Regions from separate parts of the Mus musculus genome. Here regions 2 and 3 are each linked to region 1. Evidence: chromatin loops called from intact Hi-C (ENCODE). Cell type or tissue: left cerebral cortex. All regions are shown on one strand. Links, peaks and the distances in the headings refer to the core of each region. The heading gives the core; the rest is flanking DNA. Region 1 holds the start of Cisd3 (CDGSH iron sulfur domain 3). Region 2 has its middle 5.4 kb from the start of Epop. Region 3 overlaps Srcin1 (SRC kinase signaling inhibitor 1).

Evidence for each region. Hi-C counts contacts between places; a loop is a spot of excess contacts. Peaks named below come from ENCODE experiments on the same cell type or tissue, not always from the same donor. Only the 100,000 strongest peaks of a DNase experiment are listed, where the experiment ranks them.
Region 2: a loop joins it to region 1, with 4 times the contacts of the local background. A loop is called at or near these places in 38 of 42 quality-filtered maps.
Region 3: it touches region 1 in a loop (1.9-fold over the local background); 2 of 42 quality-filtered maps call a loop at or near these places.

Annotation. Positions count from the first base shown.
Region 1 is chr11:97,681,696-97,692,363 of GRCm38, forward strand. It overlaps Cisd3 (CDGSH iron sulfur domain 3), which reads left to right and starts at 4,238. Exons shown (of 3, transcript NM_001085500.3): 1 at 4,238-4,520; 2 at 4,806-4,925; 3 at 6,573-6,930. The coding sequence starts at 4,407. The coding sequence ends at 6,752. It overlaps Pcgf2 (polycomb group ring finger 2), which reads right to left. Exons shown (of 10, transcript NM_001163308.1): 6 at 10,332-10,440; 7 at 10,163-10,217; 8 at 9,989-10,084; 9 at 9,266-9,346; 10 at 7,128-8,663. The coding sequence ends at 8,292. Mllt6 (myeloid/lymphoid or mixed-lineage leukemia; translocated to, 6) reads left to right here. Exons shown (of 20, transcript NM_139311.2): 20 at 1-3,763. In left cerebral cortex, for the core only: CTCF peaks have their summits at 8,336 (motif pointing left) and 8,539; DNase peaks (open chromatin) are centred at 8,354 and 8,564.
Region 2 is chr11:97,629,739-97,640,406 of GRCm38, forward strand. No RefSeq gene overlaps it. Among named protein-coding and RNA genes, the nearest start is that of Epop, 5.4 kb to the left of the region's middle. In left cerebral cortex, for the core only: a CTCF peak has its summit at 2,384 (motif pointing right); DNase peaks (open chromatin) are centred at 740, 1,967 and 2,352; H3K4me3 peaks cover 226 bases; H3K27ac peaks cover 2,282 bases.
Region 3 is chr11:97,525,822-97,536,489 of GRCm38, forward strand. It overlaps Srcin1 (SRC kinase signaling inhibitor 1), which reads right to left. Exons shown (of 20, transcript NM_018873.2): 6 at 10,487-10,668; 7 at 9,913-10,006; 8 at 8,610-9,472; 9 at 7,931-8,023; 10 at 7,644-7,687; 11 at 7,201-7,391; 12 at 5,983-6,158; 13 at 961-1,091; 14 at 708-855; 15 at 187-433. Among named protein-coding and RNA genes, the nearest start is that of 4933428G20Rik, 31 kb to the left of the region's middle. In left cerebral cortex, for the core only: a CTCF peak has its summit at 6,042; DNase peaks (open chromatin) are centred at 5,766, 6,076 and 7,422; H3K4me3 peaks cover 447 bases; H3K27ac peaks cover 2,506 bases.

The DNA.
Region 1 (10,668 bases), core at 5,669-10,668:
GGAGTGCATGCCTGGCGTTCCAGGTGCACATGGAGGAGAGAGACTGGAGGGAGCCCTTCACCTGGCCCACCCCTCACTGCACTGGCTGCTTCAGAGGGTCGGGAGGACAGGCTCCTAGCCTGCCTAGGAGACCCCATCCTCCGCAGATGCCTAGGGGCCCCCAAAGAGCAAAGTAGGTCTCAGCATGAGAGATGGAGGGTTGGTTGGACCTACCACATAAACCAATCAGCACTTGAATGGGGAAGGTGGAAGAAGGGTGGACCCCCAGGCCTATCCCTGTGTGGAAATTTCTTACGGAGAAAGGGCTGGGCCCACCTGACCTTCCGTTTCTTCCCAGCAGAAGGGATCCATCCCTTTGACTGTTTCTTATCATCCCTTCCCACTGAGGGTCACAAGCTGAGCTTGGAAAAGCCTACAGATGTGGGGGGCTGAGGAAGGGCAGGACAGCACTTCTTGGGGCCCCATGATGGGGCTGGCTGGGGACGTCCCGTGCTGACCTGGGTGCCCTGCCCCTTTTTGCACTATTGGCTTGAGGAGTGCCGAGGGTGGGGAGAGGGGGCTGCCTGACTCCACAGATTGTGAGTGTGTGAGTGTGTGTGTGAGTGAGAGAAAAAGAGAGAGATGGTTAGTCTGTTTAACCTGTCTGTCTATCTGTCATTTCTTCCTCTGGACCTGGGGCAGCCAAGGGCAAGGACAGGAGCAGTGGCCAGTACTGGGGCAGTGGCCAGTACCGGGGCAGTGGCCAGTACCAGGGCAGGAGCTCCTAGCTCTTGCATCCTCTACCCCCTCACCAACTCTGCTCCTTTTCCAGGGCATGAATGGTTAACTTATAAAAAACATAAAACAAACAACAGACCAGTACCTCCAGTATTGGAGAATTCCTAGGGGCTGGGGGCTCTGAATCAGGGTAATACCCTACCTTCCCTCCCCTCTACCCCACCTCAGGGCCCCTCAGGGCCTCCTCCCCCACTGTTAGTTTGATCAGTCCTGGCACAAGAGAGTAGGGGAGGGGTAAAGTGCCACTTCTTTTTAGCAAAAGTCTCCCTCTCCGAAGTAGCTAGCCTGCCTCTTGAATCCTTTCACCAGCTAGTAGAGCCACTTAAGCTAACAACCACCCCTTACCCCACCAGCTATTTTCCAGGGTGTAGTAATAAGTGGCAGAGACTTTCTGCCCAGGGCGGTAATGAAAAACGTTGAGTGGGACACGGAGCACCGCCAAGGAGGCCTTGTGTCCCTTTTGGTTGCACTGGCTGGGACTGAGGGTCAGTTCCAGTTTCCCTTGCTCATGTCTGTGGGTCTCTGCATGTGTGCATTTTGGTGTGTTTACGTTTGAGTTTTGTTGTTGGGGGTTTTTTTTGTTGTTGTTGTTTTTTTTTTTTTTTGCTTGTTTGTTTTGGTTTTTTTTTTTTTTTAATAAAGAAAAGGTGTATATTTTTGGCAAGGACAGAAACGTAGTACAGATATATTTTTGCCTGTGCTGCTCAACTGTTGTCCCTCACTCCCACCCCCCATGATCTGGGAAATACTATTCCTGTTGATAAGACAGGAATAAGATAGGATAAGATAGGATGGGCCGGGACCCTTCAGAGGCAACCCTTTGACACTTGGAAGGACTTTGGGGGACAGTTGAGATGACCTCAGAAATACTTTTCTAACTGCTATTACTAGAAAGACATCTTCATCTCTTCCGCTCTTGTAGACCTCCTTGTCTACGAGCCAGTGATTCTTCAGATTCGTCTACGACCTTTTTATCCAGGCCCACACCCTTGCCCCACGCAGAGCCAAGTACCCTGCATTGTGGCGCAGGGGTGCTCGGGGCTCTGGAACTCTGTTCTCAGCAGTTCCCTGGGCTCCTTTCCCTGTTCTGGGCCAGGCAGGATGCCCTAACAGAGTCAGGTCAGGCTTGCAGAGGCCTCTGGGCTGGATGGTTTGGTGTTGGCTCCTCTTTTTTGGGGGTGGGGTGGGGTGGGGAGGCGTTTTTCGAGACAGGGTTTTCTCTGTGTAGCCCTGGCTGACTTAGAACTGGCTGTGTAGACCAGGCTGGCCTCAGACTCAGATCTGCCTGCCTCTGCCTCCAGAGTGCTGGGATTAGAGGCGAGCTGGTGGTGCTATTCCATATCCTGAGACATGAGGAGAGGTGTGGCCTGGTGCCGCAGCACAGGGAGAATTAGGGTCCTTGGGAGGGACCAGGGTTCTGCAAAATGGCTCTGATGACCTCACCTTTTTTTTTTTTAAAGACAAGGTCCCAAGTGCTGGGGTTAAAGGCGTGCGCTACCACGCCCGGCACAAGGTCTACTCTTAATGTAGCTTTGGTCGTCCTGGAACTTGCTATGTAGACCAGGCTGGCCTCAGCCTCCTGAGTGCTGGGATTAAAGGTGTGTGCCACTATGTCTGGCTTTGGTCCATTTTTTTTGATAAAGAGCTTGGTAGAAGGAGAGAAAGGATGCAGATTTGGGGCCATCTCTATCTGGGAGGGGGAGGATGTGGTTTGCAGAGCGGAAGTGGAGTCTCAGAATGCATGAGTGGATCTTAATGTCACCACCCTAAGTGAGAAGAGGTGAGCGGGTGACAGATGCTGAGCCTGTGCCCACCAGGGCAGGGGTGGCTGGGTCATGGCTGATGGATGCTGATCAGGGGGTCATTGGAGCTGGCTTTACAGGCTACTGCTCTAAACCTAGGAGTGACGTGACCTCAGCAACAGCAGTGACAAGCCTTTGTACCTGGCCTTCTGGTCATAACTGCCTGACTGTCAAGCCTTTTAGCTGCAGCTGGTTGGCTGGCTGTCCCTGTGTGTGTGGTGAGTGTGGTGGTGTGAGTGTAGTAGGGTTGTGCCCGTGGCGGGAAGGTATCTATGTAGCACTGACTGTCTTAGCTCTGAGCTGACGAATCCTCCACAGACAATGACACTTTAAGGGTTGCCTTTAAGAGAAGAAATAAATTGTATGTCCCATCCCCCTCTCCCTCATCCCCCAGCTTGTGGGTGTCCCTCTCAAGCTCCTGGGTCTACTGCTGGTGATCCCTTCCCTTCCTTGTGTGAAGACCCAGGGAGTTCCCACCCTAGACTCCTAGGAAGGGCCTAGACAAATGAGAGCCCAAAGAGGCTACCAGTTCCATTTCCTCTTCCCACCCTGGAAATGCTGACCTGTTTTCAGAGACACAGGCCCGCCCTGCTAGTCTCAGTCATCCCAAGAGTGCAGAGGGCCAAAGGGAGTAACAGACTGCTGGTGCCTGGGGAGAGGTGCCCACTAGGACAGAGGGAGGTGGGGCCAGGGAGAGGTGCCCGCTAGGACGGAGGGAGGTGGGGTCAGGGAGTCCCTCTGTTCCCTCCAGCCGCTTCCTCCTGGATTACAGGTGTGTCTAGTTCCCAGCAGACCACCTTGTCTTGACCTACTGAAGCGTTGGGGACTGAGGACCGTCCTCTTTCTCCTGTGTTCACTTTCTCCAGCCCCACTTGGGACTGAAGACCCGAAGGACTGTGGCTCCCTTCCTTCCATCCCAGCCTGTTTCCATGTAGCAGACCCTTCCTAAGGGAGCAAGGAAGGGAAGCCACAGATTGCAAACCCAGGGGCTCATTTTTCATTCTTTCTGAAACCTTTATATCCTCAGCCCAAGAGACGGTGTTCCCCTGCGACCTCCAAGCCTGGAATTGTGCATAGCCTGGGTCTTGTATCTTTGTATAACGGATGTTATTTGTACGAAGGGCAGTTCGTAAACAGCACTTGTTCTTTTAATAAAAGAATGTTTTACTAAAAAAAGAAAATCCAAAGAGACCTTGCTTTGTCTGGCTTTATTGTAGGGAGGGAGATGGGTTCCTAACTGGAGGCCCGAGGGAGGAGGACAGGATACGGTCAGTGACCCCTTTTTCTCAAGTACTTGTAAGAATAGTTCAAACCGGAGTGCACAGAATGTGCGGTGCAGGTGAAGATGCAGACGTCAGAGCCCTGCAGAGTGATAGATCCACATACACACTGACTGCCTTGAACTCTAGAGCCAGGGTGGCACCTGCCGACTCCAGGGCGGCTCGGCCGTGCCCATCCTGTGCGGGCCTGGGCGGTGTCTTCCTTGGGGGCGGAGCGGAGAGGGCGGCGACCCGGACGCGGCTACGCGCAGAGCGGCCATGCGCAGCGTGGGGGACGAGCCTGCATGCTGTGGTCATGCGCGGCGTCTGGGTGAGCGTCCCATCTTTGGTGACCCCTGGCCGTTCGGCCCCGCCTCCACCGGCCCAGGTCAGACTCCACCCCTCGGCCGCGCGTCCCCACAGGGCAGTCTTTCCGGAGGGAGCTCCCGAGTAGATGCCAAGATCCGCAGCGCCTCTTCTTTGAACCTTTTCCCAACCATTAAAAAAAAAAAAAAAAAAAAAAAAAAAGGTCCCACGCTCCTTTGACTTGTGGTCTTTCCCTTCCCTGATGGGCTTCCGGCGTCTCTCCTTCCCCACTGATTTTATTTTTCTGTTTCCAAATCATATCTGCCTGCCTGCCTTGTCGAAGCCGTATCAGAGGCGGGAAATCTCTTCTTGGCTGGTGAGTACACCTCTTGTCTAATCTCAGCACAACTCCTATCAGTTCCCCAAACCTCAAGAGCTACATCCAAGACAGCGACAGGGAGACCCTTGCTCCCAGCATGCTCTAGGGAAGGTTTGGTGGACCAGAGGGCAGAAGGCAAGGAACCAGGTCTCCCACTGAGGGGAGGACAGCCACCTGATTTCAAGCCCCAGAGTTTGAAGAAGAGTTACAGAACCCCCCGCCAACTAAAAGTATATCCAAGACTTGGGATCATCCCGAGTCACTCATCCACCCTGATCATAGGCCCGATGGTTCCCCAAAGACCCAGCCAAGCCAGTGGTGGCACAGAAGACACCCATCAGATTGGAGCTGGTTGCCGGGAAAACCTACAGGTGGTGTGTATGTGGCCGAAGCAAGAATCAGGTGAGTTACTCCTGTAGCTTTTCCTTTAGATGTGACACAGCCTGATCTCTGACGCTAACGGTTAGGCCTGGCAGTGTGACACGCAAACATCCATCTCCTCCTCTCCACGTGCTTGGGGTCAGCATGGTCTATCCTGGGGACTTTCAGTCCGTCCACATTTCCCTTCTTTCTGTATATAGGTGAGATACATACAATTGGGGGATGGGGCTCGATGGCAGGAACCAGCTCACAGGTCAGGGACACCACTATCAGGATGGCCATTGTCAGTGTATGTCCATGTCCCTCCCCAGGAGCCTAGGAGGTACAGAAGGGCCACAGCTCTGTGGCTGACTCAGTCTCCTCGAAGGCTGCCCGCCCTGCTCCTTCCAAGCAGCCCATGTGCCAGGCCTTGGTCCTCACAGCTGGGAGGATTCTGTTCAGTCTTCCCTGATGTCCCCTCCCAGGTCTCTTTTCACCTTGGATGTGACTTTTCCTGCTTGCCTGCTGCCATCCGATGCCATCCCAGCTGTACAGGAGCCCTTCACTGTAGCCGGAGCTTCTCCCTTTCATTCTGGAGAACTCTGTCCTGTTTCCCATGCTGTGGTTGAGACCATAAATCCAGCTCTGGAGGCTTCCTTTGTGGCCTTTGAACAGATATTCCAGAGGGTGGGGCAGTTTCAAGGGCATGCCAGCCAGAGGATTGTGGGTACATGCCCATGCCCTTTAGGCAGGGTGCTGGTTTTCTAGTTTTCACTAGTTCATCTCTCCGCACACTCTGCCCCTGACAAGGCCTCTCCCCTCCTTGGGCCTCTGTCTTCACCATCCTTTGAAGGGTTCTCCTGTGAGATGTGGTGCTCACATTCATAGTGGTACTCTAGGCAGGCTGTTGTAGACACCCCCTTGCTTACAGGCAAGACTGACCCCACCCTACAAAGGCACTGCGCACTGGGCTCTCTCCCTCCCTGAGGAACATTGCAAAGAATGTTGCTTTCATGGGCCAATGGGGACTCAACCTCACCTAGCCGTTAAAAAAGAAAACCAAAACAAACAAAAACTGAGGTGAGGCTATGAACCTAACCCAGTGGATAGACCCTTTGTCTGCAGTGTGTGGAAGCCCTGGAATCTATCCATCCCCAACACGCAATAAACAGGGTGTAGCGACATACATCCATTGTCCTAGCCCTTGGAAGGTAGAGGCAGGATTGGTGTTCAAGGTCTGGGTTACATGAGAACCTGGCTGGGAAGTGCTCAGTGGATAAAGTTACTTGCTGACCTGTGTGATCCCCAGAGCCCACATGGTGAAAGGAGAAAACCATGCCCCCACAAGTTGTTGTGTGACTTCGTGTGTGTGTGTGTGTGTGTGTGTGTCTGGGGGTAGTAGCATTGCCTCTACTTGAGGCCCAGTTCTTGCAAATTGTGTGTGTGTGTGTGTGTCTGTGTGTGTGTGTGTCTTGGGGTAGTAGCATTGCCTCTACTTGAGGCCCAGTTCTTGCAAATTGTCCTGGTCTCTGGATCTCCCAAAGGTGACCAATGAGAAATGCTTGCAACATTATACAGAGACAGTATTCTCTTCATGACAGCCTTTCTGTGACCCCCACATTGCAGGGCTCGGGGAAACGAGAATGCTCCACTCCCCACCCTAACCTTTTTCTGTCTCTCTCTCACCAGCCCTTCTGTGATGGCTCCCACTTCTTCCAGCGTACTGGCCTTTCTCCACTCAAGTTCAAGGCCCAAGAGACACGCACAGTGGCCCTATGTACCTGCAAGGCCACTCAGCGGCCCCCTTACTGTGACGGTACCCACAAGAGTGAGCAGGTACAGAAAGCAGAAGTAGGTTCCCCACTCTGAGGGGGTACTGTGACTCCAGGCAGTAATGCTGAGCCACACATGGAAGGGAACCTCCAAGGACCCCATCTTGTTAGCAATTGTACCCTGAAAAACCTGTATTCTCCTGTTGGGCAGCTGAGAGCCAGGTCCAGCATCCGGTAAAGCTGTCAATAAACACTGAGGCCTGCCCTCTAACTAACTGTTTCTGTGGTCACTGGCAAGGCTCATGGGTCTTCTGCTAGAGTATGATCTGTGGAGGCGGAGGGTGTCTGGTGACCAAAGCAGGGTAGTTCAGATCCACTCCAGTTAGCACTGTAAGGTTGGGGAGCATACCACCGTCCTCACCGTCCTCCTCCTCTTCCTCCCCCTCCCTCTGTCCCAAAGAACCACAGGCTTGAGAGTGTACACAGCATTTATTACAAAGCCAAGAGATATAAATGACCTAGGACAGGAGGGTACAGTCACAGGACCTCAGACTCAGGACGTGGTGCAAACAGACCCATGGGCTCAGAACCTCACACACTAAGCCAACACCCTGTCCTCTTTCCCCCCCACCCTCCCCCCAAATCTATGTACACTTGAGGAAGAGCAGGCGAGAGCAAGGTCTGCCCCTAATAGGTGGTCCACCAGGTAGAGTTGGGGTCAGCTCATTCTTTTATTTTCTTGTGCTTCTAGATGCCTCTGTCCTATCCCTGCCTGGCCTCAGCTGGGGGGTGAGGCAGTGGACTGGAGGGCTGTTGGCTTTTGGCAGAACTGGAGTCTGTGCTTGTCTGGGGCCACCCTCTACTCTAGGCCCCCAGTGAGTGTCACCTCCAGTCTTGCTAGATTGCGTTCTTGGGTTGGGGTAGGACAGGAGAAAATGAAGTGTTCACCATGCCAAAGTCACATATAGACTTTATAGGGCCAGGTCTCCCACAGGAGGGTAGGGATGGAGGGTTGGGGGGGGGGCTTCCACTGTCTGAGGAGGTGAGGGAAATGCCTTCTTCACAGCCACTTGGTCCTCACTGCCAGAGGACACAGACTGCATTTGTGAAAGGCACTGACTGTCTCAGCAACTCTGAACATTCAACAACGGGGGGGTGGGGGTGGGGGTTTGGACAGGTATGGGGAACAGCCAAGATGGACCCACTAGTCAGCTAGGGCTAGGGGACCCAACACGCCCTCTGCCCTGGAAAGCAGAAGGGACATAGGGAAGGACATTAATACTTCCAATGGCCCCTTAAGACCACCAGATACACCCCCCAAGAAGAGCAGAGTGAACTACAAAGACCCCCTAGACCTAGACACCCCCACCCATACACACACATACACACACACACACACACACACACGAGTTTCCTGTGGCATTTAAATTAATCTGGTTGGTCCATAGAAAATAAGTATGTATATTTGGTTTTTCCTATGTACATATATATATTTATATATATATAGATTTATTTATAAAACCCACCTCCCACTCTGAAAATGGGAGGAACCAGGGAAAGTCAAAAGTGGAAAAGGGGGCCCAGAAAAAGTAAAAAGGAGGGAAAAGATGGCTGCGGAAGGAGAGGGTCCCTTTCCTCAAGGGGGGCAAGGAGCGCCATTAACAGTCATCTTGCGCCCCCTGCTGGTGGAGGATGGCGTTTGCAGGCAGTTCGAAGTGCCCCCATTGGTAGCTGTGGTGGTCCCAGCGGCAGTTGAAGGTGGAGTGGGGGAAGTAGGATGGGTAGCTGGGGGGCCGTGGGAGCTGGGAGAGCCATGGGATGGGGTCGCAGGGCTGGGCAAGGAGGAGGAGGTGGCCGGAAGGGTGGCAGGGCTGGGAGCCTTGTCGCTGACTGACTCACACTCTGATGCCCCGCTGGTGTTGGTGCCTTCTGAGGGGGTTGGCACCGTGGGCAGGGTGAGCCGCTTGCAGGCTGGCTGGACACGGTACTTGAGGGGGAGAGGCCCATTCTGTGGTGAGAAGGAAGAGGCCAGCAGTAAGAAAAGAGAGTGTCAGAACAAAGACGGACCAGGGGTGACCCTATCCCTATACCCAACCAAGGTTCAAACCAGGAGCAAAGGGAAGGTCTGAGCCCTGCAGAGTGAAGAGACAGAGACCCAGTGAAGAAAGAGTGTGGGGTTGGGCGGAGACCATGCAGTTATGGAAGGAAGGTATTACGTTCCACTGTAGCCGCCCCTATTGCTGACCCCGAATCTGAATCTGAGTAGTAGCAACCAGGGCACCAGCAAGGGACCTGTGGGGGCTGTGCCAGTAATCGCAGCACCTGGGAGGCTGAGGAAGGACGACTGCTCTGAATTCGAGGCCAGCCTGGACTCTGTACCAAATTTAAGGCCAGCCAGGGAATGACTGTCTCAAACAAACAAACAAACAAACAAACAAACGAACGAAATGGCCTAGAGCTCACCAGGGCCAGGCCTGGCTCCAGAGACCAGGGATGGAGTGTCTGACATAAGAGGGTGCCTCATGTCACCCTGGCCACTGACCAATGCCAGGCCTGGCCAGGCAGGACCCTGGACTGCCCCCATCCTCTGCCACCTGCTCACAGGCTTACCCTTCGCCAGGGGTAGATGTACGCAATGTCCATTAAGGTGTAGTATTCCTTCAGGGGCTCATCTTCATAGAGGATCTCCACCTGGAGGGAGGGGATGACACCCATGGGACCCGGCAGCTGCACCCTGGCCACCGGGGTTGGGAGTCTTGGGGGATAGAGGTAAGTGAATTGAAAGGTGGACTCCAGGAGGCCTCTCCTTACTGTAGATGTGACTTCCCTTCCAGAATTGTCCCAAGAAACTCCCCTAACCCACTGATGGGGAGGGGGGAGGCTTCTCTTTCTAGGACCGCTTTGACCCAGGCTCTTGCCTGTGCCCCTAAGGGGAATCACAGAAGCAGTTTTGATACCACCATCCGAACATGTGGAACATGTGACCTGACGGATGAGCGCCACAGCACTTACTGTCTCCCTACCCAAGTATGGGCTAAGGGAAGCCTTGTACCTAGGAGCCTGTCAAAGAAGCAAAGTCAAGCGCATCAGAGACCTCCAAGGGATCCTCTGTTCAACATGGCCGACCAGCCCGTATCCTAGAGTTCCTTGGCCCTATCAAAGGCCTAGCACTATTTGCATGCACACATCCTTGTCCCTAGGCCCTCTGTACACCAACTAAAACAATTACAAACCGTCTTATCCTCAACAGTGGGGCTAGAGTACCCTGCAGGCCCAGCTATCCAACTCTGTGATGGCTGACAGAGCTGTGTCTGAGATGGCCCAGGCGTTCACCTTGTACTTGCTGGGCACATCCATTTTGTTGCGGAGGAACTTTGCCAGGTGCATGACGGTCATGGCTGCTGGGCACCGCAGGAATCGCACTCCTGTCTGTGGGGGAAGAGGCCCCAGTGAGAAGGTGCATTCATGGCACTCTCAGCCCACAGCTAGACAGGCCCTAACACTCACCTTCTCCTTGTCCCCATCTCCATTCTCCGTGAGGTTCTTCTTCTCCTCTCGGTCCCTGGAAGAAGAGAGAGAAAGAGGCTAAGGGCTATGGAGTTGTTGGGCCAAATGCATGTCTGACTGGGTCTTGAAGAATGGGCCAGGGTAGAAAAGGGGCCTACGTTGAACTTGCCTGACGCCTTCGTAGAACTCAATGGAAAGACTGACAATCTCGTCGTCACCCAGAGCCCCCTTCTCCTGTTCCAGGACCTCGCCTCGGTCCTCGTTGGAGCCGTTGGGGACTGCAGAGGGAGACAGCTCAGAGGGGTTGGTCAAAGATAGAACAAGGGACTGAGGACCTAGGGAAGTAGGGCAGCTCAGAGATTGAGCCCAGTCCCCACTGGACAGTACTGTAGCTGGGAGATCTGTTGGAAGTTGGAGGGACAGTGTGGGCCAAAGCTGGGGCAGCCCTGGGCAGTCACGTTGCTTCAGGAACCAGAATGTGCTTGTGGGTTCAGAGTGAACACACA
Region 2 (10,668 bases), core at 298-5,297, 57 kb before region 1:
GCCCCCTCGCTGCCCCAATACCAGCGCCGCGGCTGCGAGCCCGCCTCTGATTGGGCGCTGCTGCTCTGACGTCACGTAGACCCCACCCCTCTGGCGGCACGGCCCCCGTCCCCATTCCGCACACAGACACACACACGTGGACCCGGAGCTGCTGGGCTGGAGGGCGGAGAGCAGGGACGCGTGGATCTAGGCGCGCGCGGGTGGAAGTGCGAGGGGCCAGACGCACGGCTCCTGGTGGCCTGTTGATGGCCTGGGATCGTTTTAGCTGGTCGCAGGTCCAGTCACTTGTTTACCCAGTAGAAGTCGCGGTTTTTCCGCATCTGTAAAATGGGAAAGTTTGTTTCAGCCCTTTGGAAGAAAATGGTGCTCCGTGAATTCAGAGAGACAAACTCAAAACCAACGTAGAGGAAAAAGATGAAGCCGAGCGTCGGTGGCTTAAGAGCTTGGTGTAGCAAGGAGTCGCTTGCTAAGAGTGTCCTGTGGTCTTTGCTCAGGGCCGGTAGAACAGGGGCCTGGCACTCGGGAACTCAAAAGCAAACAAAAACGCTTGTAGAGTGAATGATTAGGAATTCGCTATATATGTGCAAGATTCATAAAAGAAAAAAATAAATTTGGAGAAAGGGGAGCTTCGACACACCCACGGAAGACAATAAGCTGACTTTCTCTCCGTACTTGTTTCCTTTTCTTGGTGAAGTATGGAAGTGCCCCACATCTTAACGGAATTCCAACGCGCTGGCACCGTTGGGAGCCTCCAGATCCCAGGACTCGACCATCTGGATCCTGAGCGACCTGAATGGGTGGAAAAGACCAAAAACCTTACTCTCCATCCACAAACAAAAAGTGAATAATTTCCAGAACATGCTCTGATAATGTACACATCTCTCACATCTCTTCCCCTCTAGTTCCTACACAGCCTGCTCATTTGTGAAACTGGCTTGTTCCTTAGTGCTGACCTCTCCTCGGAGTCTAGAAAGAGCTGGTGCCCTGGCTGCACAGTCGAGCCCAGCGGCCAGTAGAGCATCCAGTCTTGATCACTGCTATATCCCTACTGCCCAAACGGCACAATAAACATTTGTGAGTCTTTGGGCTATTCATCGTCATCCTAAAATCAGGTTAGAAACAGCTGCTTTTCATCTGCAGAAGTACACGAGATTTATATGTTGGCTTGGACTAGGGGTAGGATGAGACTGAGGGATACAGATTTTTCTTCTGAGCCAGGGCAAAAGAAAGCTCTCCCTCCCTCGCTGATAGGGTCTCACCCACCATGTGGCCTGGAACTCCAGCGTCTGGCTTCACCCTCCCGAGTGCTACACTTAACATGTACAATCGCTTTTTCTGTACCAGGACAAATGATGCAGCTTGCATCCTCATCCTCCCAGCGGTGACAATAGACACACTGTTTTTCTAAATAACATCAAACAAGACCTGAGAAGAAAGGGATGGGAGGATGGGCCCCCCCCCCCCCCACACACACACCCTTTCCTTGGCAGAGACCCAAGGTAAAGCTTCAAAGTGGGACTTACTGATGAAGAGGGTTCAATATTCTGATCTCCCACTTCCCCTACCCCAGGTTTCCTCTAAGGAACAGCTGTCATGAAGTGGGTGGGTCCCTCTGGGGTCCTGCCAGGTCACATGTTTGAACTGGATCTAACCTCCAGGCTCCTTTGCCCATAGAGCCCTCACCCTACTTTAATCTCTCTCTCTCTATCTGGAAGACATTATAGAAGGTGGGTGATCTGCACTAGGGAGGGGGTTGGAAGCCTTAGCAGGATGTTTTTGGCTTAGAGAGAGAGACATCTAACTCCATGCTCTTCTCTAGGTTCTGTGACAGATGTCTGAGATCAGCCTTGGCCCACTGCAGGAGCTTGGCCTGGGAGGCTCCTTTCTCTTCCCCGTTTTCTGGTGTCTCTCGAATTTGCAGCCCTGCACCCAGCACGGTGTGGATCTCTGTGTGAATAAATCAGGGAAAATTATATAACAATGCAGCTCCCAGGCTTCTCCCTTCTCCCACTCCAAAGCTGCCAGCTCCCCAACCCTGAGATAAGGGTTTTAATGAAGGGGTCAACACGGTTAAAGAGTTCTCCCCTGGAGGAGAAATTCCCTCCACCTTCCCTTCCCGGAATACATGGAAGCAGTTAAAAACACTGTGGGGAATGGGTATATGCCACAGTTGAAATGACCCGACGTCAAGGTACCATCTTTTTCAGAAGACTTGGTGGGGGCGGCTATGATTGCCCAGATACGCTGTGTCTCAACGTCCCTTTCAGAAAATGGGACAACTGTGCTTTTCTCACAATATCAACAGCAGGGCTGAACGCGAAGTTTCCCAGCACCAATCCCCTCACGTGGGCCGACCCAACTGCTGCACTTCCCACAGTGAACAGTAGAGGGCACTCGCCCCCATCCTCCGCCTACCACAGGATGGGTGGCTGCTTCCCCTACAGACACAAGCTGGGTGCGAGGAACTGTTTGACGCCACTCCAGAGGGAAGGACAAAAGAAATAGGAAAGGCCCTTGGGGGGGGGGGGAGGTGGCTAGCCCAGAAGACAGTTCTCCTTCGAAGCCCATCTAGTTCTTAACCAAGGGAGAAGGGAGCATGTTCAGGGATTTTGAAGGGAGGGGCCTCCCAGGATCTCCCAGGGTAAACTTTTTCCTTGAACTGTCCTAGCCTTCCAGGCCGAACTTCCCAGCATTATTTTTTTTAAGATTTATTTATTTTATGTATATGAGCACACTGTAGCTGTCTTCAGACACACCAGAAGAGGGCATTGGATCTCATTACGGATGGTTGTGAACCACCATGAGGTTGCTGGGAATTGAACTCAGGACCTCTGGAAGAGCAGTCAGTGCTCTTAACCGCTGAGCCATCTCTCCAGCCCCACTTCTCAGCATTTCGTGTTTACTAATCTGTAAGAATTCTGCTACTTATTGCCCAGATCTGCTCTTCTAGCACAGACACTGTTTCTTGGTTTGTTCAGTTCCGTGACAATTGGTAGCCTGTGCTAGCTACAAACTCCAGATCCTCCTGCCCTGAACCTTCAAAGTAGCTGGGATTATAAGTGTCTACCACCACATATACTTTGTTTTTAAATTTATTTTTGTGTGAACGTATGGAATGTTCCTGTATATTCAAAGGCACATGACTGTGTACGCACATTGTCAAAATCAGAGGTCAGCCTCCACTGTTGTTCCCCAGGAGCCTTCCGCTTTTTGAAATTTTTGCTTTTTTTGTTTTGTTTTGTTTTGTTTTTTTTCGAGACAGGGTTTCTCTGTGTAGCACTGGCTGTCCTGGAACTCACTTGTAGACCAGGCTGGCCTAGAACTCAGAAATCTGCCTGCCTCTGCCTTCCAAGTGCTGGGATCAAAGGCGTGTGTCACCACTGCCCAGTGAAAATTCTGCTTATTTTTTTTAAATTTATGTATTTATTATATGTAAGTACACTGTAGCTGTCTTCAGACACTCCAGAAGAGGGAGTCAGATCTCATTATGGATGGTTGTTAGCCACCATGTGGTTGCTGGGATTTGAACTCAGGACCTTTGGAAGAGCAGTCGGGTGCTCTTACCTGCTGAGCCATCTCACCAGCCCCCAATTTTGCTTATTTTTATGTAGTTATATGTTACACCTTGGTTTTGAGATAGGGTGTTTCTTCGGGCCCTGAGGCTTGAGGATCAGGAGGGGATGGCTGGTCAGTCAGTGGGTCCCAGGAGTCAACCTGACTCTACCCTCACCCCCGAACCCCCCGACCCCCCTACCCCCATCCAAGGAATTACGAAACCAGGCCACCACACTGGGGCTTTTAAAATATTTACTCTTTATTCTTACTTACTATTGTTTTTGTATGCATGGGAACAGGTGCCATGCTGCATATGTTGAAGGCAGGGGACAGTTCTGTAGAGTTGGTATCCAAGGTGACTTACATGGACTCCGGAGGTCATGCTCAGTCCTAGTGCTGATTCCGCCATCGCCCCAGACCTTAGATACGAGCTTTCCTGATACATAAATCCATACTGAACCCAATGGCTACTTAAACATTTCCCCCCAGCACTCTGGAGGCTGAGGTAGACAGAGAGATCTGAGTTTGAGGACAACCTGGTCTACAGAGTAAGTTCCAGAACAGCCAGGGCTACACAGAGAAACTCTGCCTCAAATACAAAGAAAGGAAGAAAGGAAGAAAAAAAGAAAGAAAGAAAGAAAGAAAGAAAGAAAGAAGAAAGGGAGGGAGGGAGGGAGGGAGGGAGCAAGCCCTGTACCATCATGAGGGCTTAATTAAACAAAAGTAAACTCACATCTTCGTGATCTAATCCTAGGCTGAGGAACTGCTTGCCTAGCAAGAGGCCCTGGGTTTGATTCTCAGTACTATGTAAAGCAAGCCAGAGCGATGGCTCATCAGAAAAAGACACCACCGAGCCTCAGGTCAGTCCCTAGATCCCACATGTTAAAAGGAGAAAGATGACTAGTGCAAATTATCTTCCATCTTCCTGCAACATTGATGATGGGGAGGAGGAGGAGGAGGAGGAGGATAAAAACAGCCATGGTGGGCCACACCTGTAACCTCAGCTCTCAGGGATGGAGGCCAGAGACTCAGGAGGTACAGGCCATCCTCAGCTACATACATAGTCAATTCAGAGTCAACCTGGGCTACATGATATTTTCTCTTGGGATCAAAATCCATTTTTAAAAAATATTTATTTATTATATGTAAGTACACTGTAGCTGTCTTCAGACACTCCAGAGGAAGGCATCAGATCTCATTACAGATGGTTGTGAGCCACCATGTGGTTGCTGGGATTTGAACTGAGGACCTTTGGAAAAGCAGTCAGTGCTCTTAACCACTGAGCCATCTCTCCAACCCCCAAAATCCAATTTTATTAGTAAGATATCACTTACCGGGCGGTGGTGCGCATGCCTTTAATCCCAGCACTTGGGAGGCAGAGGCAGGCGGATTTCTGAGTTCGAGGCCAGCCTGGTCTACAAAGTGAGTTCCAGGACAGCCAGGGCTATACAGAGAAACCCTGTCTCAAAAAAAAAAAAAAGTAAAATATCACTTATGAGAATTCGTATTCCCATTTGCAGTAACTCCCATCCCCAAGCCCAGGGGACCAGTCTACTTAATGGCTGAATAGAGCTCCCATCTCTGGACACATCTTAGGAATGGAACTGTGTGGTCTTTTGTCCTGGCTTCTTTCATAAAAGTATAATGGTTTTGAGGCTTTTCCGTACACAAGTGATCACTCATGGACTGGTAGTTTATTCCTTTTTGCTACTGGGTGACATCTCAGTGTATGAATGGGTAGACCCTGCTTGGCTTACCCAGTCACATTTGGGTTGTTTTTTACTTCTTGGTTATAAATAATACGATCATGAACACTCGAATTTAAGTTTCTGTCTGTGTACCTCAGTGGTAGAACATTTTATTTAGCATGTCCAACGGCCTGGGTTTCATTCCTAGCACTGCAAGGCAGACAGACAGACAGACAGACACACACACACACACACTGTTTTGTTGAAGCAGGGTCTCTATAACTTCAGAATCACTATGAAGGAGACTGGCCTTGAACTTTGAACTCCTGGTCTAGGATTTAAAAATATTTTAAGGGTCTAGGGAGAGGTGGTTCCGTGTGTAAAGTACTTCCTGTGGAACCGGGAGACCTGAGTTTGGATTCCCAACACCCATGTAAAACGGTGAGGGAGGTAGCAAGAGCCTATAACCCTAGTGCTGCGAAGCAGAGACCAGAGGATCCCTGGTGTTATTCAACCAGCTGGTGCCATTCAGTGAACTCCAGGGTCAATGAAAGATTCTGGTTCAAAAAGTATGCAAATATGGTGGGTATCTGCAGAGGAAGGTACCAGTGACCTCCTGCCTTCACAAGGCTGCACACACATCTGCATACATATGCTCTAATATACACACACCCCGGGCGGACGGATGGACGGACAAATATAGCGAGGGAGGGGTTATCCCCGATGGACAAAGATAGCGAGGGAGGGGTTATCCCCACCTACACAAGTCATTACCGGGCTGGGAGTGGTGGTGCTTTTCTCTAATTCCAGCCTTTGGAAGTGAATGCATTGTGTAGTCAGGGTTATCATCCTGACTACACAAAGAGTTTGAAGCCACCCTGAGCTATCAGAAATCCTATCTCAAAAGACAAAGGCTGGGTGTGGTGGCTCAGGACTATAATCTCAGCACTCAGGAGACACAGCCAGGACCACCAACCTGACGCCAGCCAGCGGCTTTGTGTAGGGAATTCCATCCCAACCTCAGCTACGGAAGAACAACCCATCTGACTGCACAGCATTGCTTTCTCTTACACATCTAGTTGACAGTGGAGTTGCCAGATGATTAAATGGGGGCGTTTCTGTTAGGTTTATTTATCTTTTTAGTGCCGGGGATTTAGTGCCCCTGAGCCCTGTGTGATCTAGAGAGCGCTTCCTTGCTGCCCCACACATCACGAGGCCTATGTTGGACTTTATACTTACTTATTTGTGAGCATCCATGTGTGTGTGTGTGTGTGTGTGTGTATGTGTGTGTGTCGTGCAAAAGTATGTGTGTGTACATGTGTACATGTCCATGTATGTGTGTGTGTGTTCATTTGTTTTGTTATTTTACCTGTATTTATTCGCCTTGTCTTGCTGGCATGCGGCAGAGCCAAGGTTCAAACCCAGGCAGCCTAATCCACACTTGTTACCATAAGGTCTGGGCATGCTGGCCCACAACTGTACTCCTTGAATGTGGGAGGCAGAGGCAGGAGGGTGTTGTGTTCAAGACTAGTCTGGGCAACTTGGTGAGACTTTGGATGTATAGCTCAGTTGGCAGAGTACTCTCGCAGTGTGTACAAGGCTCAGGGTTCGATCTCCATCAGTGCACACACACACAAATATTATAAAGCTTAAAAGAATTTGCAGACATCCTTTTTTTTTAAATAAAACGTTATCTTATTTATATGAGTACATTGTAGCTGTCTTCAGACACACCAAAAGAGGGCATCAGATCCCATTATAGATGGTTGTGAGCTACCATGAGGTTGCTGGGAATTGAACTCAGGACCTCTGGAAGAGCAGTCAGTGAGCAATCTCTCTAGTCCACAGTCACCCTTTAATATCAAATAGTGCAAGCTCATGTCTGTGATCTCAGTACTTGGGAGGTTGAGTCAGTCAGGTCAACAGGAGTTCAAGAACAGCCAGGGCTACCTTGTTTTAGACACACACGTGTGCACACACATGCACACACACACACACACACACACACACACACACACACACACGCACACACGCACGCACATACATGCTGTGATGGTGCATGATATTAATCCCAGCACTCAGGAGGCAGAGGCAGATGCTACAGAGTGAGGTCTAGAATAGCTAGGACTACACAGAGAAACCCTGTTTTGAAAACCAAACCAAACAAACACACAAAAGAAAAAAAAAGGCCCATGTACAAATTTCTAATCATTCCAAGCTGAGTGGTGCTGAAACCCTGTCTCAAAAAATAAAACAAGCAGGTGCTGGAGAGGTGGCTCAGCTGTTAAGAGCACCTACTGCTCTTCCAAGGGTCCTGAGTTCAATTCCCAGCAGCCACATGGTGGCTCACAACCATCTGTAATAGGGATCCAATGCCCTGTTCTGGTGTGTCTGAAGACAGCGACAGTGTACTCACATACATAAAATAAATACATCTTTTTTTGTTTGTTTTTGTTTGTTTGTTTTTCTGAGACAGGGTTTCTCTTTATAGCTCTGGCTGTCCTGGAGCTCACTTTGTAGACCAGGCTGGCCTCGAACTCAGAAATCCGCCTGCCTCTGCCTCCCAAGTGCTGGGATTAAAGGCGCATGCCCAGCTACATCTTTTTTTTTTTTTTTTAAGTAAATTAAACAAGCAAAAAACAAATTTCTAATTACCTCCTAATTTAAATTTTGTTGACTTTAATAAGTGGTTAATGTCTCCTTACTTTCTTTCTTTCTCTCCTCTTTCTCACGTGTTTGAGTGTTTTGCCTGCATGTATGCCTGTGTACCTTGTGCATGCTCAGTACCATGTGCTTGCTTGGTCAGAAGGGTGTTGGATCCCCTGGAACTGGAGTTTGGGTGGTTGTGAGCTGCCACGTGGGTGCTGGGAGCCAAAACTTGGTCCTCTGCAAGAGCATCCAGTGAGCTTAGACATCAAGCATCTCTCCTGCCCTCATCTTTGGTTTTCTCTGAGGCAGAGCCTAATCTAACCCAGGTTCACCTCTGACTCCCTGTGTAGTCAAGATGACCTTGAATTTCTGATCCAGCTGACTCCATCACCCATGATCTAGGGTTACAAAGAAGTGTCACCATGTCAGCAGAACCCAGACAAACTGTCAATCACTGTATTTCAAACTTAAGTGTAGGTGAGTGTGGTGGCCATGCCTTTAACCTCAGCAGAGGCAGGCAGAAATCTGCAGATTTGAGACCAGCGTGATCTAGACATCAACTTCCAGGACAGCCAGGACTACATACTAAGACCACATCTCAAAACGAATAAACAAAGAAATCACAACCACTTTAAGTGTCACCAACCTGTGCTTCATGTGGCAACCCTACATGTTCGTGCTGTTACAGTAGCAGAGGTACAAGCAGTGAGCATGGATAGACCAGCTCTACCTCAGGGAGGCTCCATTCTTGGAGACTTAGGGACACAGGTCCCACATGGGTGATTTTAGTGAGAAGCCCCACTTGTTCAGTACCTGACTTTCAGAAGCCCTTAATTAAAAAAGACAGGGTTTCTCTGTGTAGACCAGGCTGGCCTCGAACTCAGAAATCTGCCTGCCCGTGCCTCCCAGGTGCTGGGATTAAAGGCGTGCGCCACCACTGCCCGGCAGTATTTTTTACATAAGTTTTGTAGATTTGTGTGTGTGGATGCTTTGCCTGCATATATGTCTGTTCATCACATGTGTGCCTGGTGCCCACAGAAGCCAGAAGAGGGAGTCAGAACCCCTGGAACTGGAGGTACAGATGGTTGTGAGCTACTATGTGGGTCCTGGGAATGGAACGCAGATTCTCTGCAAGAGCAACAAGTGATCTTACCTGTAGTGGGAAAATTAGCATTGCCATTGGGTCTGGTATGAGAAGGGAGACTTACTCTAAAAATAACTTTTGTGTAACAAACAATAAATATGTTTCGGCATAGCGAATGGGTTCAGTTCACAGAGTCTGCCCCCCTCCCACACTTCCTGAAGGCTTCATTACATACTTGAGTCTCTCTTTCTTCAGTCATCCCGAGTGACTTGGTTTACCAACACTTATCCACTGAGCCATTTCTCCAGTCCCTGTTTCTCTTCCAATAGTTGTGTGTGTGCGTGTGCATGTGTGTGTGTGTGTGTGTGTGTGTGTGTGTGCACCTGCTTGCATGGATGCTTGTCCTGTGTGTGTGCACCTGCTTGCATGGATGCTTGTCATGTGTGTGTGTGTGCACCTGCTTGCATGGATGCTTGTCCTGTGCATGTGTGCACCTGCTTGCATGGATGCTTGTCCTGTGCATGTGTGCACCTGCTTGCATGGATGCTAGTCGTGTGTGTGTGTGCTCACCTGGTTGCATGAATACTTGGTGTGTGTGTGTGTGTGTGCACCTGCTTGCATGGATGCTTGTCCTGTGCATGTGTGCACCTGCTTGCATGGATGCTTGTCGTGTGTGTGTGTGTGCACCTGCTTGCATGGATGCTTGTCCTGTGCATGTGTGCACCTGCTTGCATGGATGCTAGTCGTGTGTGTGTGTGCTCACCTGGTTGCATGAATACTTGGTGTGTGTGTGTGTGTGTGCACCTGCTTGCATGGATGCTTGTCCTGTGCATGTGTGCACCTGCTTGCATGGATGCTTGTCCTGTGCATGTGTGCGCACCTGGTTGCATGAATACTTGGTGTGTGTGTGTGTGTGTGTGTGTGTGTGCACCTGCTTGCATGGATGCTTGTCCTGTGCATGTGTGCACCTGCTTGCATGGATATTGTGTGTGTGTGTGTGTGTGTGTGTGTGTGTGTGTGTGTGTGTGTGTGTACCTGCTTGCATGGATACTTGGTGTGTGTGTGTATGTGTGTGTGTGTGTGTGTGTGTGTGTGCACCTGCTTGCATGGATACTTGGGTGTGTGTGTGTGTGTGTGTGTGTGTGCACCTGCTTGCATGGATACTTGTTGTGTGTGTGCACCTGTTTGCATGGATACTTGTCATGTGTTTGTGTGTGTGTGTGTGTGTGTGTGTGTGTGTGCACCTGCTTACATGGATGCTTGTCCTGTGCATGTGTGCACCTGCTTGCATGGATGCTTGTCGTGTGCATGTGTGCACCTGCTTGCATGGATGCTTGTCGTGTGTGTGCACCTGCTTGCATGGATGCTTGTCCTGTGCGTGTGTGCACCTGCGTGCATGGATGCTTGTCGTGTGTGTGTGTGTGTGTGTGTGTGTGTGTGTGTGTGCACCTGCTTGCATGGATACTTGTCATGTGTTTGTGTGTGTGTGTGTGTGTGTGTGTGTGTGTGTGTGTGTGCACCTGCTTGCATGGATACTTGTTGTGTGTGTGCATCTGCTTGCATGGATACTTGTCATGTGTTTGTGTGTGTGTGTGTGCACCTGCTTACATGGATGCTTGTCCTGTGCATGTGTGCACCTGCTGCTTGCATGGATGCTTGTCGTGTGTGTGCACCTGATTGCATGGATGCTTG
Region 3 (10,668 bases), core at 3,429-8,428, 160 kb before region 1:
GCAAGCACCATATTGCTTTAGTTAGTTTAGCTTTACAGTATACTTTCTATTGAGAAGGGTACATGTCACCAATATTTCTCAGATCCTCCTCCTAAGGAAAAGAGCCCACGTGCTCCTTCAGTACCTGACATTCCAAGTGACAGCAAGAACTGTGAGCCTAGCTCATGCCCCGCCCTGGCCCATCACCTCAACAGACACAGCTTTGTCCGTGTTTCTCTTGCTGGAAGCATCCAGGCCTTTGGTGGGGTTAGTGCTCTTTGGGGTGAGAGGGGTGCCTTCGGCAGGTCCACTCAGCTCGTGAAGATTCAGTGGAGGACTCGGGGGTGGTATTTCAAAATCCAAGCCTTTGCTGAAGTCGGTTTCAGCTGCCACCTTCTTGGGGGACTGGTTCAGGAGGTTGTTGGGGGGGGGCCACATACCCTCATCCACTTGCCTAGGGTTGGGAGAGTGAGGAGCAGCTAGTGAGCAGTGGTAGCCCCAGGAGGGGAACTGAACCTGCAGGCATCAGGGAGGCTCTGGGAACTTGCAGGAGAGATGGGGGAGCCCAAAGAGGTATGTGAGGGGAAGCCAAGGCATGCAGGGGTCACAGGTCCGAAGTGAAGGGCAGAGCTAGCTGGCACACAGTGATCTCTGCCGAGGAGTCAGGATAAGGGGTCTGGGCCCAGTGTGTAATCCCATGGGAAACTAAAGATCAAGTAGAGAGTGACCTTCGGATCTGGGCCAGCGTGTCAGTGACCCCCCGGCAGCGCTTGAGGAGCCCGTCAAGGCGTTGAGGTTCCTCCTTCAGGAACTTCACTGCCTCCACCTCCACGCGCAGCACCACCCGCATCTTACTCTGCAGGCCTGGGAAATGAGCTGAGAGGGGAGGGGGAGTAAGCTGGCTGGGTAGGCAGACTGAGGAACTGGGGCACAGCAGGGACACCCCCAACACTTAGGTCAGCCTCGCCAGGGCAGGCTCACCCTTGAGCTCCGTCAGCGTCTCCCCAAGCTGCTTCAGCACCAGCGCCTTCTCTTCCAACTCAGGACCCGGCACTAGCCGGTGGTTATGGGCCACGTCTCTCTGGATCTTCTCCACTGACTTCTCGAGGTCACTGCAGGCACAGAAAGATCCTTCTCAGCCCCTCCTGGCCCCAGCCAGGTCCCCCCAGAAATCGAGCAGCTGGGAAGAAATCATGTCACCAATCAGATCAAAATTAAAAGCGGCAGCCAGGTGTAATGGTTTACTCCTGTAATCCTAGCACTTGGAAAGCTGAGGCAGGAGGATTGTTGAAAGACTGAGGCCATGCTAGGCAGTGGTGGTGCATGCCTTTAATCCCAGCGCTTGGGAGGCAGAGGCAGGCATTTCTGAGTTCGAGGCCAGCCTGGTCTACAAAGTGAGTTCCAGGACAGCCAAGGTTACACTGAGAAACCCTGTCTCGGAAAAAGAAAGAAAGAAAGAAAGAAAGAAAGGAAGGAAGGAAGGAAGGAAGGAAGGAAGGAAGGAAGAAAGAAAGAAAGAAAGAAAGAAAGAAAGAAAGAAAGAAAGAAAGAAAGAAAGAGGGAGACCGACAGACAGACAGACAGACAGACAGACAGACAGACACAGTGAGGCTAGCCTGGGCTACATAGTAAGACCTTGACTCAAACAAAACAAAAAAACAAAACCAAGTCACAAAATTAAAATCTATTCCCCAGGCTACACATCCATGTGAAATTGGAAATGCTGGATTTCAAAAATAAGATTTTCAAATAGTTCCTGAAAGGAGTCCGCCCCACCCCCCAAGCTCTGATATACAATAATATCAGCACTCCTGCCTTTCCCTCAGTGAGAAACCTCAGACTCTTCCCCAGACACACTGGAGAGCCTGGAGGCCATACAGTCTCATAGGGACCTAGAGACAGCTGTACACTTCTGAGGGCACAGCCACGAGTGTCACCTTTTGTCAGAGCGATCGTGCCACAGAGTCTCTCTTCCTGAGGCTACAACTGCCTTGGGTTTTCAGCTGGTTCACTGTAAACACTTAGGATCTCACATTTTCCTAAAACCAGGGGCGGAGCAGAGTGGCATGAGCCTGTAATCTCAGCACTTGGGAGGCTGGGAGAACAGGAGCACAAGTTTAAGGCCAGCCTGGGCTACAACAAGATGTCTCAAAACAAACAGCCCAAGAATCACAAACCAAGGCGCCAATCCTTGTGTTAAGCTCTTAACGTGTGGGTGGGAGGGCCAGGAGATGGCTCAGTGGGCAAAGTGCTTGCTGGGCAAGCCTGAGATCGTGAGTTCAGATCCCCACACCCATCTAAAATCTGAGCATAGTACAGCAAAACTTCAACCCCAGCGCTGGGGGAGGAGGAGGAGGCAGAGAGTGAGAGACCTGGTTCCCAAAACTAAGGTAGAGGCTAAGGTAAACTAAGGAGAAATGGCTTCGTGGTTAAGAGCGCTTGCTGCCTCTTGCAGAGGACCTGAGTTGGATTCCCAGCACCAAATTAAATATTTTAAATATCACAGGATGAAGAAGTGAGAGAAAGAATTACAAGCAGGTTGGTCATCGCAGTCCTACCCGTGAGTCAGAATCAGATCAAAATTAAAAGCTGCACTCTGAATCATCTGTCACTCACGTGCGGGACTTTACATACATTCATGTCATCTGTTAGATTTCAACCCAACAGCCCACGTGAAAATGACTTGAATCTGTCTTACCATCCGGCACGTCTGTTCTGTTTTAAAGTTCAGTGTCATCAACCAATCCCACGAGCATGCCTTAGACATCACCGGCCAACCAGCCGATGAAAACACAAACCAGGGCGGAGCCAAGGACAAAGTCCTGAGATTCAGCGCTGCTGGCTAAAGAACTACCCTGCGTTAAGCATTTCCTGTTCACCAGGTTGGCACCCGATGGTCAGGCCTGTACAGTACATGCATTTCCTTATTTTAACCCTAAAACAATCCTGTCGGTGGGAACGCTGCTTCCAGCCGACACACGGACAAACAGTGGTTCAAAGACTAGGCTACACTTCCCAGCTTCTCTTGCAATTAGAAGCCGGCTTTCAAGCCAGGCAGTGGTGGTGAACACCTTAATCCCAGCATTTGCGAGGAAGGCAGAAGCAGGATGATCTCTGAGTTCGAGACCAGCCTGGTTTACAGAGTGAGTTCCAGGGCAGCCAGGGCTACACAGAGAAACACTGTCTCAGAAAGGAGGGTAAAAAGTGGCCTCTCACCTGAGGGAGGCCTACACAGGGAAGTCGGGACAGAAAGGTCACGTTCCTGGATCTGGCCCATGAGGACCTGCCATGCAAGCTTCCTCTATGTCCTTGCCCTTTCTGCTTGGTTATGAAGAACCATGGCCTGGGTAACTTTGGAGGAGGTGTATGTTGAACATGGCGGAACCTTCTGCCGTCTAGATCTGCATTGCAAACCCATCTACAGCGTTTTCTAAGAAAGAAAGATCTATCTTTTTGTTTTTAAAGAATGATGTATTTATTGAACTTTAGGTGTGTAAGTGAACCTGTGTGTGTAGGTACTGTGTGCTGGCCTGGCACCTGCAGAAGGCAAAAGCACTCACATTAGAACCTCTGAACAAGAGGTGGTTGTGAACCACCATGTGGGTGCTGGGGACTAAATCTGCAGTGTTGTTGTTGTTTTTACTAAAGAGCAATAAATGTTCTTAACTCCTAAGCTATCTCTCTGAGCCGTCTCTCTAGCACCTTTAATTAATTTTTTTGCAGTAGAATCTCAACATATCCCAGGCTTGCTAAAGATATATATGTAGCTGAGGATGGCCTGACTAAAGACACTTCTGCCCTCCTCCTGAGAGTAGAAGGCTTACATCACCACACCCAGCTAAAGTCCTTTGCTTTAGAACCATTAAAGGACTCAGGGGTGTTTTGTTATAGCATCTGCCTTAAAGAAATAAGGAACTCTAACTGAGGTTTGACCTTGAAAAGGGGGGTGGAAAAAGCGCTGAGATAAACTAGTTCAAGGTCATACAACTATTCTGTGTGGCAGTATGTACTCGTGTGGGACTGCAGCCATTGTGTCTCTGTAGTGTCTCACTTCCAAACTAAAGGGTCTCACTTACCTTCTGTCCCACGCAACTTCACTCCAGCACATGGGGCAAACAAAACAAAACAAAACAAAACAAAAACCCAGAGCTCTGGGTCAGCAGACAGACTCCAGGAGTCAACAGGCTTCAGTCAGGGGACCATATCTATCTAGACAAAGCCCAAGGCGTTGGCTAGACGGTCAGGTGAGTGGGCCCAGCAGGAATAAAACCAAAACCCAGGCTCAACTGCCAGCAGGTTGCCAGAAAAGAGGAAGGAAGGAACAGAGGAAAAGGAATATGGGGGGGGGGGAGCGCATAGGGGCTGCAGGACTCTTCACCGTGTCTAAGGCAGGAGGCGGGTGATGGTCCTTAAGGCTAGTCCAGAACCAACATACGGCCCAGCCCCTGCCTCACTCAAGGTGGACACGTGCCACCATCAGTCCCTGGGTTCTCTACAGTGAGCAGTCCAGGCAGTGGGTATGATGGGGTGAGGATTCTGTGTTCCTGGAGAACTGAGGCTCCCAGGAAGCCCAGGACCAGACAGTCATGAAGACAAGAGCACAGATCGGTCCTTTCATTTCTTTTGCCCCAGAGCTTTGATGGTTCCCCCCCTTAATTTCTCTTTAATGTCTCAGACTAACTCCTTTTGAAAATCCTGGCCCAGCTCCTCTATGCAAAACGGAAAGAGACAAGGAAAAGATGGGGAAGCGGAGGAAACAGAATCCCTGACACAGCGTGGCAGTCTCCGGTCTGCTTAAAGATCTGCGGTGGCTGTCACTACGTCATCCCACCGAGACAGGATGGTGACTTGGAGTTACTGCTGCTGGCTCATTACCATGTAAGGGGGCTCCTCACTGCATTTCAGCTGCATGGGGGGGTGTGACACAGGATCTTACCTTAAACATTACCAAAATGCATACCAGGTTTACCTGGGACCCCATTGTGTGACCACCTCATAAAGCCCCGGTAAGGCCCCAAATATGACTTAGTGGGGTAGCACCCTAGAACAGTTTTCTTGGCTCCCTGGTTCTAAGTCCCTTAGCACAGTCAGGCCCTCAGCTGTTTCCAAAAGAACTGTAAAAATATCAGCACTGATGACAATGCTGAAGCACGGAGGGGGTGGCAGCCACCTTCTTCACGTAGCCCCTAGATTCTGGAGCTGTCTCTGGATCCCCTACTGCCCCGTGTCACTAAAAAGGACCACAAGAAAGGAAGGGGCCTTTGCCTCAGCCCAAACAACTCAGGAGAAAAGGCTGCGGTTAGATGATGGCGCTGCTTCCTGAATGGACAGGGGAAAACTGCAGCATCCCCCTTCGCAGGTGCCAGACAATGGAATTGTGGCCAGACAGCCATTTGCTAAATCTGGATCAGACAGTCTTCTGTTAACCCTTCCATGTCTAAGCAGGGTTGGGTTATTCTCTGTTTATCCTTCTTCAAGACTACTAGAGCCTGGCTTCACTTTGCAGAGGAAGGGAAGGGTTTTCTTTGATGCTTGGTCTCAGGGATCAGGGTGGTAAGGGGTCAGGAACCACCTGGGCATGTGACAACATCCCTGTCGTTGCACCTTCTGGTTCAACCCAAGGGTGAAGCTGTATTGGTCTTAGGTCAGAAGGAAAGCAGGCACAGGGTAGAGGGAAAACAGACGGCTGGCGTTATGAGAGTAGGCAGCAGGCCATAGGAAGCGATACCATGGCAGAGGCAGGCACCAAGCCAGAAAAAAAGAAATCAGGAATTGTGCCAGATGGCCAAAGGTTTGTGGGTCATAGAGAAATCAGGCCACAGTGAAGGGTGAAATCAGACTTCAGAACACCAACAAACGTCATCTGTGATTTCAAATAAAGGACCTGCACCTTCCATATGAGCCAGGCTGTTCACCGAAGCCGCATCGTGCCCCCTTCTCCCCTGAGAAGTCTCCGGTCCTCTCCCCACCCCGCAACCCCTACACGCCTGGACCCAGCCTCACTTGAGCTGCTGAGTAATGAGCTCCTCGTCGTTGAGGTAACGCAAACGCTCCTCCTCCACCAGGGTGCGCTGCCGCTGCAGCGGGTCCTCCTGCCGCCGCGCCGCCTCCGACACGCGCATGCTCAGCTCCGCCTCGGTGCGCTTCAGCAGCGCGCGCACCGACTCCTGGTTCTGGAGCTGCGGAACGCAAGAATGCTCGCGTGGACCGGGTGGAAGGAGGACGCATGTTGGGAAGGGTGGGCAGAGGGCAGCCCCGCGTAAGCAAAGCTTCACAGAAGACTGGGTTGCTGGGCTATGGGTGTGTGCTGCCCCGAAGGCGTGGCAAGGTAGAGAGAGGAGTTGGGGAGAACCCAATAGGAGATCCCGGCCAGGGATGATAAGGCTCATGGAGGAGGCAAAGTTATACTGGGCTTCACCCAAGGCGACATGGCTGTGAGCAGCGGCGAAGACTGGGACAGCTGGGCAGGGAGATCAAGGTTATATTCTGGAGAAATATAGGGGCAGAAGAACAGGATGAGAATTTCTGTGGCCAAAGAGTAACACTAGATAAGGCCCTGACGACAGTGTGACTGTGGACCTGTGGCCTCAAGAAGCCCTGAGTGGAGACAAGACCTGAGGTGAAGGATTCAAAGTGAGATCTATAGGGTCTGCCGATGTAGTAGGAACTGCAAGACGAGTGCCCCAATTGACGTGGGTGGCCAAGATCTTATCTGTGGCCCAGATGGCAGCTCTCTGCCCTCCGCTCCCAGCTTGTCTCTGCTCATTATCCTCACCTGACAAGCCCTAAGCCCCTCTTGAAGAGCCGGCACGAAGATGCCAGGCTCCTGACAGGTGGAACCATCTGCCAGGCAGGGAGGGACAGCCACTCCAGGCTCAGAAAGGGGGAGCTGAGGAGACTTGGGGAATAAGGTTACAGGATCTGAAGGAACTGGGACCACCGCAAAGGATAGTGCATGGAGGGAGTGGTGGGCACAGCTCAGAAATGAGGAAGGGGACTAGGACTCAATGACGTGTCGGGGCTTGGTGAGGTTTAATAGTTAAGTGGAAACTAGAAGGGGAGGCAGACAATGGGTCTGAAGAAGGACCACTGAGCAATGAGGGACTCCGCTCGCTGGAGCGAAATGCTGGGGAAAGGTGGGGCAGCATTTGCAGAGAGGTTACAGCTGGTAGGTGAGGGTGGGGTAGGTGGGGTGTGCGGTGGGCGGGGAGGGGGCGGTACCTGGAGCTTGCGCAGCTGCTGAAGCTGGCCACGCAGGTCGCTAGCGCTGTTCTGTAGGCCACGCAGATGCAGCTGCATCTGCAGACGGCTGACAGCAGTGGGCTGCCCTGCAGGGGTGCTGCTGGCCGAGGGCGGGGGAGGGCCCGACACCGGAGTGGCCCCGCTACTCTTACTGCCTGACCCACACACTGCTGAGAGAGACCAGAAGAATGAGCCATCAGGAGAGTGGAGCAAAAAGGGAAGGGGCGGGGCCTCTCCACTCGAGGCCCCACCCCCAGCCAGAGAGGCACTGTCTGGTTATGACTGTCTACCCCAAGTGATGGTGAGTTCTCGCAGGAGTAAAGTGGAAATCTGTGGCTCGCCCATGATGTAGCTACTCAAGCTCCAGTTAAGGATTAGGAAACTAACCCTAAAACTCTGAGAGGAAGAGAAGAGTCACTCACGTGCTGAGGGAGTGGCTGCTCCATTGGAGCCTTCAACCTTCTCACTGTGAAGGAAAAAAATAGAAAATGTCCACGGGGGCCTGGACTGGCCTCAGGCCATCAAAGCTGAATGGGACCTTAAGCATCACCCAGCTCCCTGATCTTAGGATAGAGCCAGGGAAAACAGAAGGGAGTCGGAGTCACACAGTAGACACAGGGCTTCTAATTTAGCTCACTGTCCGTATCTCTGCCTCAAACTCAGGCCCTGACAGTGTGTTGAGGGGGGGCGGGAAGGGGTGGACTCTCACCTTGGGGTCTCCGGCTCTGAGCCTCGCAGTAGGGCACTCTGTACTAGGCCAGTGAGGCTGGCAATCTGCTTCTCCATAGCCTCCATGCGTTCCCTGGGGAGGAGGGTGGGAATCAGCCCCTCCTGTAAAAGCGTGTCCCTCCTGCCCAACCTACTTCCTACCTCTAAGATTAGCAACTAGGGGACAGTTAGTCTTCCCCTGACTGGCCCACGGGATCAAACCCCCTAGCTCTCCTCTGCCTCTCTCACCAGGACCACCTCTACACATGTCTGAAATCCCAGCAGTTGTGTGTGTGTGTGGGGGGGGTGGCCTCGGCCACCCAACAAGACCCGGTCCCAAGAACATGAAACACAAACACAAAAAAGCCCAATTCCGCCCCCCCCCCCCCCGTCCCGAGCCTGCTCCAGTGGATTTCAGCGGGGCTATGTGCTGGACAGCTCACTGCCCGCCCAACACTAATAAAGGGGCAGGGTCAGCGCTCCATTTTACTGCTGGGTAAACTAAGGCTAAGGAAATAAATACAAACGTGGGTCTCTAGAAGTATCACTTGAGGCTTCACCCATCCCTCCAATGTCCTCCCTGCCAGATAGGAGACACTCTAGCCACCTCCTTTGTCGGAAGATACTGCCACCCCTCTGCAGGTCCAAATCCTTCCTCTGTGGCTTCTATGTCTCCTCACCTGGTCTCTGTGTCTTTGGCTGGCACCGGCGGCCCGAACCCTACAAGGGAGCGCTCCCCAGGTCCAGGGAAGAGTTCAGAAGGTGGTGCTCCGGCCGTGGAGGCACTCCCGGTGCTGCGGGCCTTGCCTCCAGGACTCTCAGCAAAGACCGACGAGGAGCCCGAATCTTTGCGGAAGGACTGGCGCACCGGCGAGCCGCGGCTGGGTGGCCCGGAGTAGGGGCTGTGCGGGGGTGGAGGTCCCCCGGAGGGCGCCGAGACGTCGGCCAGCTTCTGCGGGGACGAGGGCGGCAGACGGAAGCCATAGCCGTCTCCGTAGAGCGGGCCGCCAGCGCCCGCCTTGTACAGCGAGTCCTCCAGGTCGGACTGCAGCGCGGCAGCGGAGTAGGTGCTGAGAGAGCGCACGGAACCCCGCTTGTACAAGCCGCCCGCGCCCGGGTATGCGAATGGGTCTCCCGCCGCGGCGGCCAGGCTCAGACGGCCCTCGTGCAGCAGCCCGTAGGGATCGGCATAGAGGCCCTCGCCCTTCACCAGCACCATGCCGCCAGCCTTGCCCGCCAGGTCCTCATCTGGCTTCACGTCGCGCCGCTCCAGGATGGCGCTGGGGCTGGGGCTCACGCCCTGGCCGGTCGGGGCGCCTCCCAGTCGCTCAGCCGCGTGGTGCACCGGGCTGCCGGCGTAAGAGGGCGGCCGGCCCCCAGCATAGGAGAGGCGTGAACGCGAAGGCGAGCCCGATGGCAGTCCCGAAGGCAGCCCCGATGGCAGCCCTGGAGGCGGGGAGCTAGATGCTAGGTGCGATGCGGGCGACAGGTTGTTGAGGCGCCGCGTGGGCGACGACTCCCGCGACGCGTAAACCATTTCTCTCTGAGCAGAAGACAGCCCGAAAAGCCCATGGAGCAGGTCACGAAAGCGGCTTCTTTCTCCTTGCTTGAGAAGCCAGCACCCCACTCTTTCCCCTAACTAGGCTCTGTTCTTTCCTCTTCCAGTCTATCCTGGGCCCCTTGCCCATCAGTACTCCTGCATGGGAGTAAACTGGCAGACACCAGAAAGGCAACCCCTCAGCCCGTCCTTGATGGGAACAGGAAGAAGAGGAAAGGAGAGGCTGGGAGAGAAGGCTTACAGTATCTAAAGGCCCCTTAGAGAAATCTTGAGTGGACAATTCGGAAGGTAGGTGAGCTGTGGGGTGCACAATTAACTAGGGCACCTTGTCTCAGACTCCCATCTCCAAAAACACCCTAGTTCTATATTCTCCCTAGACCCCACTTGCCCAATCTCACCAGTGTCTTGGGTGCTCTCAGACATACCCGGAGGTCACCGTTGGTGAGGTGTGAGCCAGGAAAAGCAGCATACAACGGCTCCTTCCTATAGATCTTAATGATACTTCGGTCTTGGATATCCCTGTCAGGTAGAGAGAGGGACAGAGGGTCACTATGTGGCCCCCAGCTGTGCATGATGGGAAGGGCAGCAGCTAGAACCCTTTTCCCCTTTCCTAACTCCTACACTCAGTGCTCAGTGTCTCCTGGTACCTTGGGATGCCTGTTACCAGCAAGCAAACTTGCAAACGGATGGGGGCAGGCACACACACACACACACACACACACACACACACACACACACAGAGAGAGAGAGAGAGAGAGAGAGAGAGAGAGAGAGAGAGAGAGAGAGAGAGAGAGAGACTCCACCTGTCCACTTTCACAGCCTAGGTTAGTGGAGACCCACAGAACTGGAAGATTGAGCAGAGAGGGCGGGGCACTAGGGCTTGCAGAAGGCAAAGGGTGAAGATAGGGTGCAGATTGACCTAGGGAAGGACCACCAAGGGTCCAGAGCTCTTCAGAGGAGTGTGGGGAAGTCCACCCACCCCCCTGGAGCCGCGCCCACCGGACGTCTTCCAGCTCGTAGAAGACATTGCGAGCCTCGTCCTTGATGAGGATGGCGGTGTTGGGCGACTTAAGCATGCCCATGGTGAGCTTCTGAGGGAACATGTGCGCGATGAGTGCGTGCAGCGTGTCCAAGCTGCTGACCTCATGCGTGATGTGTACACGTCGTGTCTCCTCTCCAAA